Regions from separate parts of the Mus musculus genome. Here region 2 is linked to region 1. Evidence: chromatin loops called from intact Hi-C (ENCODE). Cell type or tissue: heart. All regions are shown on one strand. Links, peaks and the distances in the headings refer to the core of each region. The heading gives the core; the rest is flanking DNA. Region 1 holds the start of Lrrc49 (leucine rich repeat containing 49). Region 2 holds the start of Gm51679 (a long non-coding RNA gene).

Region 1 (5,376 bases), core at 377-5,376:
CACATCAGAGAGGCTGAGAATCTGCTAGTGACTCAGTCTGGATGTCTCTGTAGTTCCAATCTGGCACTTAAGGCCAAGAGTATTCTTGGATAGCTGCTGGTCTTCAGAACATGCTGGAAGCCCAAAGAAACTTACTCTGTTGTTGGATAAGAAATGCAGTAAGACAGATGCACTCGCCGGGAAAAAAAAATGGCAAGCAGGCAGAAAGCAATGTTTCCACTTTCAATCTCCATTCACCTGGACTGCCATCAGAAGGTGCCACTTAGATTGAGGGTGGGCTCTTACTGCTTCAAATGATCTGATGGAGGACTTTTCTCAAAGGAGTTCCTGATGACGACCATTTAAGTTGGTTATAGATCTAGTCAAACGGACAGACAGATCAGCTGTCACAGTTGGCCTGCTGAGAGCACTGCATCAAAGATTGTATCAGATAGATAATTGCTTCAGCTGCAACAAGCATGAACTAACGCCCGCATTCTCATGCAGCTCCACACTGCTGACTTGGCTGCCCAGTTCTTCCCCCAAGCTTCAGCTCAGCACCACATCTGTGTCCCTGCGAGCTTCCCTGTTTTTAGCATTCAAGACATTGCCTGAAAATGAGTTAGTGAAGAGAGGACAGGCTGAACACAGGCTTCAGAAGCAAAATACATGGGCCAAGGGTTGACTGTGATGACAATCAATGCTTAATTAATATGGTAAGTATTGTGCCTCAGACATTACTCCAAGTAACTAACTCTCTACAGCTCTGGAAAGGCTTTGGCTGAGATGCGATAACATCTTTCTATTACAGATGAGGAACCTGGGCATAGGAAGCATGCTTAATTATTGGCAGAACCATAACTGAAACCCATGAGTTGGCCACCAAGTTTATTCTTGTAACCACCATGATTTCATACCTTAGCTAACCTCCACACCCCACCCCCACACATAAAGATAAATATTTTAAAAAACATAATATGTAAGTCAGGGATCAGGAGAAACTATATTTGAGCTTATTGCTTTAAAAAAGGGACAGAACTTTATTGATGGTGCCAGAAAATGGGAAAAGGAATAACTATGGTTACTGCCGGGAACAGGTGAGCAGTCTCAAAAGAGAGGAATGCTGAGGAACCAAAAGATCAGCATTATGTCTATGAACTCTTCAGGACAGTGGTATTAATAGGATGGTAGGGAAAGGAGAAAAATCATGCAAGGATGTGTAAGTTGTGTTCATAATTTTGATCCAAAAATTATATGTTTACATTCCAAATGATGATAGAATATCACTAAAGGAAGGGTCTTAGGCATCCACCCAGATGTGGGAAGCAGGTTAGTATTACAGAAAGAATATTGTTCTGGTGACTGGAGGTATAATAAGAATTCCAGGCCATTGAAGAAGTTAATTTTTGGATGTGTCTCCTCACATAAAATGGATAGGTTTGGACTAGTTGAGAAATAAGGTTGCCTTCAGCCCTGTCATTCTATACAAGTCTCACAATTCAAAGTCAAAATGTCAGTTACAGACCACTTAACTTCTTGGCAACCTTTTCTCAGATTTAGAACTAAACATTCCTTCTGCACTGTCATAGAGCCACTGTTTAATCCACATAATGGTCATAGGGTGGAAGCTGGATTGTCCCAAAGAGGGCTTGGAAGTTTTTAAGAGAGCAAGTAGTGATAATTCGATGCAAGGAATATGTAATCAGTATTTGGGGGTGGGGTGGGGGCAGAAAGGTATGCAGTGAGGAGATGACTGGAAGTTTGTTTAGCTCGCCAGGAACATGAACTTGAAGGCAGCCAGTATCAGTCAAAAGAAGCTTAGGGAAGGGAAGGGGTTATTAGCAAGACTTGTCTTCAGTAGTAGCTTCACAGCTTTAGTCTTTTTTTTTTTTTTTTTTTGGACAGATCGATTGTCTGGCGCACTCCGTTCCTCTGCCCGCAGGGGCCTCAGGAAAGCTGGCTTCCCTTCACTATCTCCAGGTCGGATTGTATCCTTCCTTGTCTCGGCTTAGTGGAAGGGCCAAATTAAATGGGAAGGTTATGAGCACCTTCCTCCAGCTCTTCCCTGCGATCTTGCCAGGAAAACAGGCAGCAGCAGGCAGAGGGAATCAAACTTCCCGCGGGCAGTGTTGAGGCGGGTCCTAAAGAGGAAAGGACCGGAAGTCATGGTTGCCATAGCCACCGATGTGTCCTCCCTCTTCCTCGTCTTATCCTCCTCCGGATCCTCCCGCTGTTTTCAAGCGGCCTGGAAAAAAAAAAAAAATCCAGAACGAGGAAGTGCTGACGCACGGGGCCCCACAGATACTCCCCGAGGCTAGCCGCCCGGACGGCCCAAAGATCTAGGGCGAGGACCAGACCGGAAATGGTGGTTTCTATGGTAACCCCTGAGCGGGTTGCCTGGGAGATGACCCCTTTTGGTCTCTTTGAATCTTAGCTGTAGGATTACCTCGAAGGAGGATTGAACATCCTGGACTGTCTCCTGCCATGATTCCCGGAAAATATCGCTCCGTTTCTGGCCGAGCTGCAAATAACGTGAGTTGGGCCTTCCTGATTTTTCTTCCTTTCCGATAGTAGTCTTGTCCTCTCTGACTGGCGTCTTTGTCCTAGGTGATGGGCTGTATTACTGGGATCGGGGCGACTGAAGCTATTGTCTCATTGAGGCTAGGGTTTCCTGGGCTAGTCCAAAGCACTCTGAGAGTTTTTGAATATTGTATGATGGGTGTTTAAAATCTTGCCCAGGGCCCGAGCTCCCCAGAAGGTGGAGCTGGTTTGCTAGGCAAACACTGGGATTCCTTTAGTTATCCCCCACCCACTTCTTCCTTTTTTTCTATTGAGAAAGGAACCTGTTCTTAGACACTCCCACCTCCTTTATTCAAGCACTGACATCCTGACTGGCAACAGAAATGTCGGGGCTCCAAAGCCTGAGGTACAAGGTGGGTGAAATCCGTGCCTCCGACATTTTGAAAAATAAATTAATGAAAGCATTTGACTTGATTTTACTTGATTCCTAGACTTCAGAAAATGCTCATTTACCAGAAAAGGCAAAGAAAGATGGAATATTTGACTGTGTTCCATTTCTTATAATGTGTTTATACTATGGTGTGTATGCATTAAGAAATCATTTTATAATTTAACTTTTACATTTCAGGTGAACTGTGGACTTCATCTGGTTATTCAAACGTCGTCACTTTCTGACAAAAACAAAGTAAGATTTAAGCAGATTTGTATTTAAGTTGAAAATAAATGGTCAGATATTGTACACAAATACTTGTATATTTTATATATAGATTCTGACCTCGGGGCTGAGGGTCTCTTATTTTGGTTTTCAATGTAAAGCTGACTTTATTTTCTGTCTACTTTCATAAAGCCAAATCATCCCTCTTGTATCAATTTAGGTCATTCCATTACAAGAGCCCCTCCCCTTACATTTAAACATTTCTGGTGAAGGTATTTCTTAAAAGTGGTTGTATGGCATAATTTAATTAAGAAATGCTTTCTTCCTTAGACATAGGTAAAATGATGGTATCATTCTAATGGTAGCATCTCTGGAAGGATAAAATGGGACATTTTAGGAGGATTTCACTTTGTGATTCATTTTAAATCAGAAGAAAAACTAGCTTAGCAGAGGAAATGTTAGTGTTTTAATAACGTATTGAGTGTTAGATTCTTATTTTGTGTGTGTGTGTGTGTGTGTGTGTGTGTGTGTGTCTGTGCATCCGTCTCTGTGTCTCTCTGGAGGCCAGAGGAAGTTGTCAGATGCTCTGGAGGTGGTGTTACAGGCAGTTGTGACACCTGTCATGGGTACTAGGAACCCAACTCAGGTCCCATGGAAGAGCAGCAGTGGTCCTAACCACTGAACCCTCTTTCTACACCCAGACCATTTACTTGTAATATCTTGGTAATTTCCAAAGTCTCTGGCTTTTCATTTGGTTTTTGAGATACATTTTTTTTCTTTCTTTCCTGCCTCACTCACCTCAGCACTCACGCATGCCCACTCCCCTATGCTAGCCGTACACAATACACTTCTCCCCTTAAATAATGTGTATGCTCTCAACCGTCACAGTTCATTTGTTCCCTAAAACATTGTGAAGTGGACATCACTGGAAGGACTCTGTAGTATAAAGGCCGGAGTTTACAGACAGCAGCAAGAAGAGACTAAACGGAGGCCATAGGAGGTTTGAATGGGAGGGGCCACTGATTAACAGACTGCAGCTGACTAGTTACATTTGGATGTCAAAATAGCCAACCCTTCCCTGTGTGACTCCCCTGACCTCATCGTTTGATCATCTCCAATAACAGCTGAATTAATGAAAAAAATGTATTTATTAGAATCAGGCATAATGGACTGTATGTAAAACTTTCCTACCTGCCTTGGCCAGGTGGGTCTTTTTCTACCGTTATGTGCTTGTAGGAGTGCTGTGTTTTCAACATCCTTTTTATACCATCCTCTCTTGTGTAGACATGTGTTCACACTGATGGAGTGCGAATGCTGCTGTGATCGGGTGGGTGATGGAGAAGCCTCGGAAGTCTTTGAAGATGGATTTTTAAAGTTTTAATGGACAGTTTTAGGAGGCGAGACTGGTTTGGGCTTTTCAGTTCTGCCATGAAAAATTATTAAAAAGAGTTAAAATTCTTAAATATGCAATTTTATTGCATTACAATTTGACATGTGAAGGATTTTTAAAAAGTCAAGAGCTCCACTTAGCTTTTATTGTTTGCATTTCTTTTTTTATTGAGCAAATAATTCTTTCAGTCATTGCATTTGTGGCAATTATATTTGTGGACAGTTTGGAAGTATTTTAATCTGATCTTGTGTAACTGCCTTTAATTGTAAGTTTGGAAAAATTGTACCTCCCATGCAAATTCCAATATAACCCGTTTTAAAGTTTACACCTCAGGGGCACTAAGTCCATGCACAGTGTTGCAAGAGCATCTCCTCCATTTAGATGTAGGACATTTCATCAGTCCACATACACTCTCATCTTCATTAAGCAGTTGCTCCCAGTTCCTCACTTATCTTAAACCCTTGGAAACTGCAAATGTGCTTTCTGTCTATGCATTTTTCAACCATGGGTAGTTCATATGAATGGAATCATATAATGTGTGGCCCTTCTGGGGCCATCCTTTTTTTAAAAAGCACATTTTATCTGTTATCTTATAATAAAGTTTATCTCTGTCAATTTCTTCCTATCAATATATATTCTTAAATACTATTTTTCAGGTTGAATTCAGGCTTAACAGAGAAACACCACCATTTCCTGGTAGACTGTTACAGCATGACCTGGAGAGGAACTACTCAAGCAGGCAAGGTACTGTCACTAACAGAGAGCGGAGTCATTCCCTTTGAACAGTATCATTTAATATTGTTGAATGACTAGAACCCAGGAAACCTGAATT
Region 2 (5,376 bases), core at 53-5,052, 170 kb after region 1:
CCTCTGAATGCAGGGACAGTGTACATAGATACATAGATACATAGATACATAATATATATATATATATATATATATACATAGATACATAGATACATAGATACATTATATATATATATATATATATATATCTCCTATGTCCTTAGCTTGTGAAAGTGGTATGTTATATATAGATGACACTGGCACTTCAGGCAGACACTAGAGTTAAGTGACTGCAGCTGGCCTGTGACTGTCATCAGAAACACCTGCCCTCTTTACCCAGTCTTTGGGTTAGAGTTAGTAGCTTATTTCATACATGGGACAAAATCCTCCCCATCTGACTCATATGTATATAAACATACACACAAACATACATATATAAACATATATATATATATATATATACACACACAAACATATATACATACATATATAGACACACACAAACATTCATACATATATAAACATACACACACATGCATACATAGATACATATATAAACAAATATATAAACATACATATGTGCATACATCCATGAGTTAATAACAAGATGTGGAACAGGACTGCCAGTAAATAGTGGGAAATAGGAAACCTCCCCCTCTAGCATAAAGAAGTGCTCTTATATAAACAATTCATCTTATAATGACTGGAGTTTGTTTTAAAGATTTATTTTTATTTATGTGTATGCCTGTGTGAGTGACTGCCGTGTGTGTGTGTGTGTGTGTGTGTGTGTGTGTGTGTGTGTGAGAGAGAGAGAGAGAGAGAGAGAGCGCTCACAGAGGCCAGAAGGGGGTGTCAAGTACCCTGGAGCTGGAGTTCCAGGTAACGTGGGTGCTGGAAAATGAGCTCTGGCCTCTGGAAGAGCAGCAAGGGCTTGTAACTGCTGAGCCATCTCTCCAACATTAGCTTTAAGTCCAGCATTTCTTCAAAAGTAAAACAATAAAGAAGACCTTGCCCTTTCCTTGTGCTCTGTCCCTGCCTCATTCTGTTACTAAGTCCACTCTGTCCTTTAAGAATTCTTGATTTCTAGTGGTGCTGGGGATAGAGCCAGGACCTCATTCATGCCAGGCAGGCACTCTGCCCTACACTACACCCCAAGCCCTGTTTATGCTCTTTGTTTGGAGATAGGATCTCCCTAAATTACCCACATTGGATTTGAACTTTCAATGCCCCTTCCTTAGCCTCCTAGTACCTGGGATTATAGGCCTGTACTCCCAGCCTCAACTATGTTGTCTGAAACATAGTTTCCTGTAGCTCAGGCCAGCTGCAAACTGGATATGAAGCTAAGGATGACCTAGACCCCTGATCCTCCTGCCTCCTCTAAGAAGTGTTGGGATTACAGGTGTGAAGCCATCTCCTGGCTATTGGTTTCAAATGGATGAAATGAGTTAGTGTGCAAGATCTCTTTGATTCACTGGATCTGGATGTGAGACACCCTGGAGTTGTCTAACCACACACGCCCAGGTGCCTCTCATCAAAAGTTGTTTGTTTTGAACCAGATGGACTCCGTCAGCCCCAGCTGGATCCAGGTGCCAGGCTCTCAAAATCCACTCTCCCTCTTTGGCCTCATCCCTGTGTTTCCCAGCTCTCTTTGTTATTGTTTTAATGGTGGGGTATCTTTCCTGTCTCTCTTTTTTTTTTTTCCTGCTCCCACAAAGCACACCACACCCACCCCTGATGTGGCCTGGCCCTGAAGTAGGACTGCGTTCTGCCACCACCCACATTAGCACAAGGGTACACCTGCCCTTTTCCAACAGCCCCTGCAGGCAGGCTTTTGAGGCAGCCATAAACAAACAGGCTCATTCACTTCAAGGGAGAGAGACTCCTGTCTGTGCCTAGAGGCCTCTTCAATTGTTTAAGGTCAACCTGCTCTCGATTGAGAAAAGGGGGAGGGGGAGATTTTCCTTCTCTTGCTTGCTTCTCTCAGCTCTAGTACACATGGGCTGAGTTGAAACATTTTAGCATCGTTTGGACTCAAGAACCTGGGAGTGCGACCAGCTCTATGGCTTGATGGCTCTGCAGGCAAATGCACTTGCTTGCAGCCAAGTCCGAGAACCTTAGATCAGGCAGGTGTGCTGAGTTGTCCTGGTGCTTAGGGAGTTTTTGTCTTAGGGATGCCCAGGAAGCTAGAAAGGAAAGCTTCACTGTAAACTAGCCTCAACCCCGTGGTTGCAACCGGAATGGCTGTTTTTCAATGCTCAAGGATGTCCTTGTCTCTCTGGGGCAGCAGTCCTTCAAAGGCTCCCACCAACTGCTGGCTAAGATGAAGGCAGCCTCTGACTGCCTTCAGACTCTGGTCTCCATTGCCTTCTTCTTTGACCTCCCATTGACGGCCCTGGGCAGCCCGGGCCCCCTCTAAGTTCCATGATCACCACTCTCCTGCCCTCTAGCCTCTGTCCGGACAGTCTTTCCTTCTGCTGCCTCTCCTGGTGGATGTCCCTTCACCAGGTTCCCAGGGGTCCCTGGGGTAGTTGGGTGGGCCAGGGCCGACTCTCCCCTTGGCGGCCGCCAGGGGGCGGCAGGGGCGGCTGGAGGTGACAGCGGGAGGCCGCGCGGGAGGGCAGGGCGCGCGGACCGCGCTCTCGACCCGCAGACACCGCGCCTGAGCCGTGCGCTGGGCACTCGCTGGCCGCCCGCGCACCCGACACACCGGGGCGCAGCGGGAGCCCGTGCGGGGCGGGCGGCCGTCCATGCGGCGGCGCTCGGGAAGCACGCGGGGCTGAGGAGTCGGCCGCTTCGGACTAGCCCAGGTGAGCAGATCGCGCAGCCCGGCCGGCCGCAGTCCGGAGCCCGGGGCAGCCCCGCAGACTGGCGCGCGTGGGTACGTCGGGGCCGGCGGCAGCTCGGGACGTCGTACCTGCTTCTTTCTTCCCTTTCTCTTTACTCTTCTGCTTCCTCTTTCTTTCACACTTCCCCTTCCTTTTCTCTTTCCCATCCTCTCCTATTTCCTCTTTCCTTTTTCTTCCTTTCTTTTTCCCCTTTCCTCTTCCTCTTCTTTTTCCTTTCCCCTACCTTTCTCTTTCTTTTCTCTTTCCTGGAGGCCTGCTCTGCCTTTATTCTCCATCCTTGACCCTCAACTTTAGGGCCTGGCCCCCTGGGGTTGGGGGAAGCAGCCACTGGCCCTCCTGAGGTATGCGCAGCAGCTCAGAGCTGAACTGGTGAGTTGCACCTATAGCACTTGTAGTCCCCACCCCAGCCTTTCTCCCTTTCTTAGCCTGGGATTGTTGATGGAGTGTCAGCACCTCTGGAGCCCCAGCCCCTGGCCTCCATCATTCTGGCTTCTTGGAAAGCCTCTGATCCCCAGGTCAGGTTAATCATTGCAATCCAGCGTCAGTGATCCCCTAATTGGACCTGTTGCTGCTTCTGTACGTCAAATGTAGCTCATATACCCGTGGCCCTGAATGCGACTGAACAGTTAGCTTTTGATCAATTTGCTCACCTTGAAGTGGGAGAGATCTGGAAGTGGAGTTTCAGTTTTCTTAGAAATAGCTTCAGCTGTGTCTTGGGAAGAGGATTTCGAGGTACCCACTTAGCACGTGGAATTATGGGTCTAGTGAGATCTTAAGCAGTCCTGAAGCTTTCTGTGCTGTTAAAAAAGTGCATCCCTTGCCAGATAGTGGCTCACCCTTTTGCAGGCAGTAGGTGAATTAAATAAAGTCTTGGATCTGTGGCGCTGAAGCCCGTTAGACTTTGGAGTAAGTAAAATAGCCAGAACTCAAGGAATTTTCAAGTCCAACTTCCTTTGCATCTGAGACATCTGGGCATCAGCTAAGATCTCCCACCTTTTAGAGCCACTGTGTTGTCTTGGACATCACTGATGTTTCTGACCTGGTAGAGACTGAAGGGATGCAGTTGCTGGCCCTGAGAGAATCTTGATTGGGTCTCTGTGTACAAAGGTGCAAACAGTTTTCAAATGTGATTTAGACGTAGCCCTACTCAATTCCTATAGATTTTTGTTGGCACCATAGCTGAATTCCTTTGAAAAGCACAGTTCTGCCCTGGAAATTAATGTGAGGAAGCAGATGAGAGTCCCGGGACTTTCCTATAAACCTCCGCAGGGCCGAAGCAGGGAATCCCCAAAGGTCCAGCCTGCAAAATGGTTTTGGGTGGCGAGAATGCATGGAGCCCCTACTGACACAAGTGAGTGTATCGGCCTCAGGGAGGGGGAAGATGCGCTTGCATGATCTCCATGCCTAGCTCAGGGCGGGGTACCAGACTGTCTTTCCCTCACTCTTCGGAGCTAGGAAGTCTCTCTAGCCAGGTGTGAAGTAAGGAAAACCAGAGAGTTTTGGAGGAAGATCAGGGCTTGAAGTTTTTGTTTTGCCTAGTGATCTTGTCTGTTACCCACAGAGTCTTAGTATGGTTCTTTTCCTCTCCCCAGGACTTCACTTTTATCCCAATTGGCTGTTGGTGTCCATGTTCAAGCCCCTCACCCCCAGCACCCGTATCCCATTCCCCACATGCAGAGCTCATTTATCACAATGCCCCTTCCGCATTCTTTCATGATATCTCCAATTATTTTCCTGCCCCTACCTTAAACCATGTCCAAATTACAGTAACAATCTCCCTCCTGACTCGCAGCCATGGGTGGCTCTCTTCATTTTAAATCCATCTTCTTTCATGCTGACAGATTAATATTCCTGAAATTCTGACTTCACCACATCATTCCCTGCAAGGAATCACAATGGCTCTCCAGTATTCACTTCCATTTAATTTGTCTTCAGCAAATATTTCTGAGCATCTGTTGTGTGCCAGCGACTATTACTGCGTGCTGGGGGCTTATATGGAGCAAGACTGGCTGGATCACTGGCCTCCAGGGGCTGCGAGGAGAGTAGCTAATAAATGACCACCCAGGGAGAAAGAAGGGAAGTAAAGGAGACAAACAATGAGGGGGGATGGGGGAGAGAGAGAGAGAGAGAGAGAGAGAGAGAGAGAGAGAATATCCATGTGCAGACACAGATGAGGGAGAAATTGATTTGTGTGCACATAATAGCTTTGAAGACCTCAGCTGCAGGCTGCCTTTTGAACTAGGAATGATACTTTTATGACAGATGCAGGGTCTACTGCAAATACCACATCCTTCCTCCTCCCCCTCACCTTCTGTACGCAAGTGTGCATGTGCCACATGGGTACAGAGGCCATAGGATGCCTATCTGAGTCTCAGGGGGATGCCTGTGTTTGCCTGCCCAAGCACATGACTGGCTTTGTTTGTTTGTTTGTTTGTTTGTTTTAGCAGAGGCCTTCATTTGGACCTTAGGGAGCAAGTAGTGGGGAATTGGAATTGTGATCTTAGAAGAGCCCCCCTTTTTTTTCTTAAAGGGGCCTTTGGACGAAGTGTTTGAAAGCAAAACGCTTCCTTCTCGCCCTACCTGAAAGCGTCTGAGCCCAGCCTTCTGCCCA

The links. Peaks named below come from ENCODE experiments on the same cell type or tissue, not always from the same donor. Only the 100,000 strongest peaks of a DNase experiment are listed, where the experiment ranks them.
Region 2: it touches region 1 in a loop (2.3-fold over the local background); 1 of 42 quality-filtered maps calls a loop at or near these places.

Annotation. Positions count from the first base shown.
Region 1 is chr9:60,684,947-60,690,322 of GRCm38, reverse strand. It overlaps Lrrc49 (leucine rich repeat containing 49), which reads left to right and starts at 2,189. Exons shown (of 17, transcript NM_145616.4): 1 at 2,189-2,511; 2 at 3,128-3,184; 3 at 5,201-5,288. The coding sequence starts at 2,464. In heart, for the core only: CTCF peaks have their summits at 2,052 and 2,738 (motif pointing right); a DNase peak (open chromatin) is centred at 2,252; H3K4me3 peaks cover 1,511 bases; H3K27ac peaks cover 1,244 bases.
Region 2 is chr9:60,519,216-60,524,591 of GRCm38, reverse strand. It overlaps Gm51679 (a long non-coding RNA gene), which reads right to left and starts at 4,770. Exons shown (of 2, transcript XR_003948172.1): 1 at 3,416-4,770. It overlaps 9230112J17Rik (RIKEN cDNA 9230112J17 gene), which reads left to right. Exons shown (of 4, transcript NR_040464.1): 4 at 1-625. It also overlaps a transcript of Thsd4 not described here. In heart, for the core only: a CTCF peak has its summit at 2,448 (motif pointing right); a DNase peak (open chromatin) is centred at 2,531; H3K4me3 peaks cover 2,090 bases; H3K27ac peaks cover 3,433 bases; H3K27me3 peaks cover 975 bases.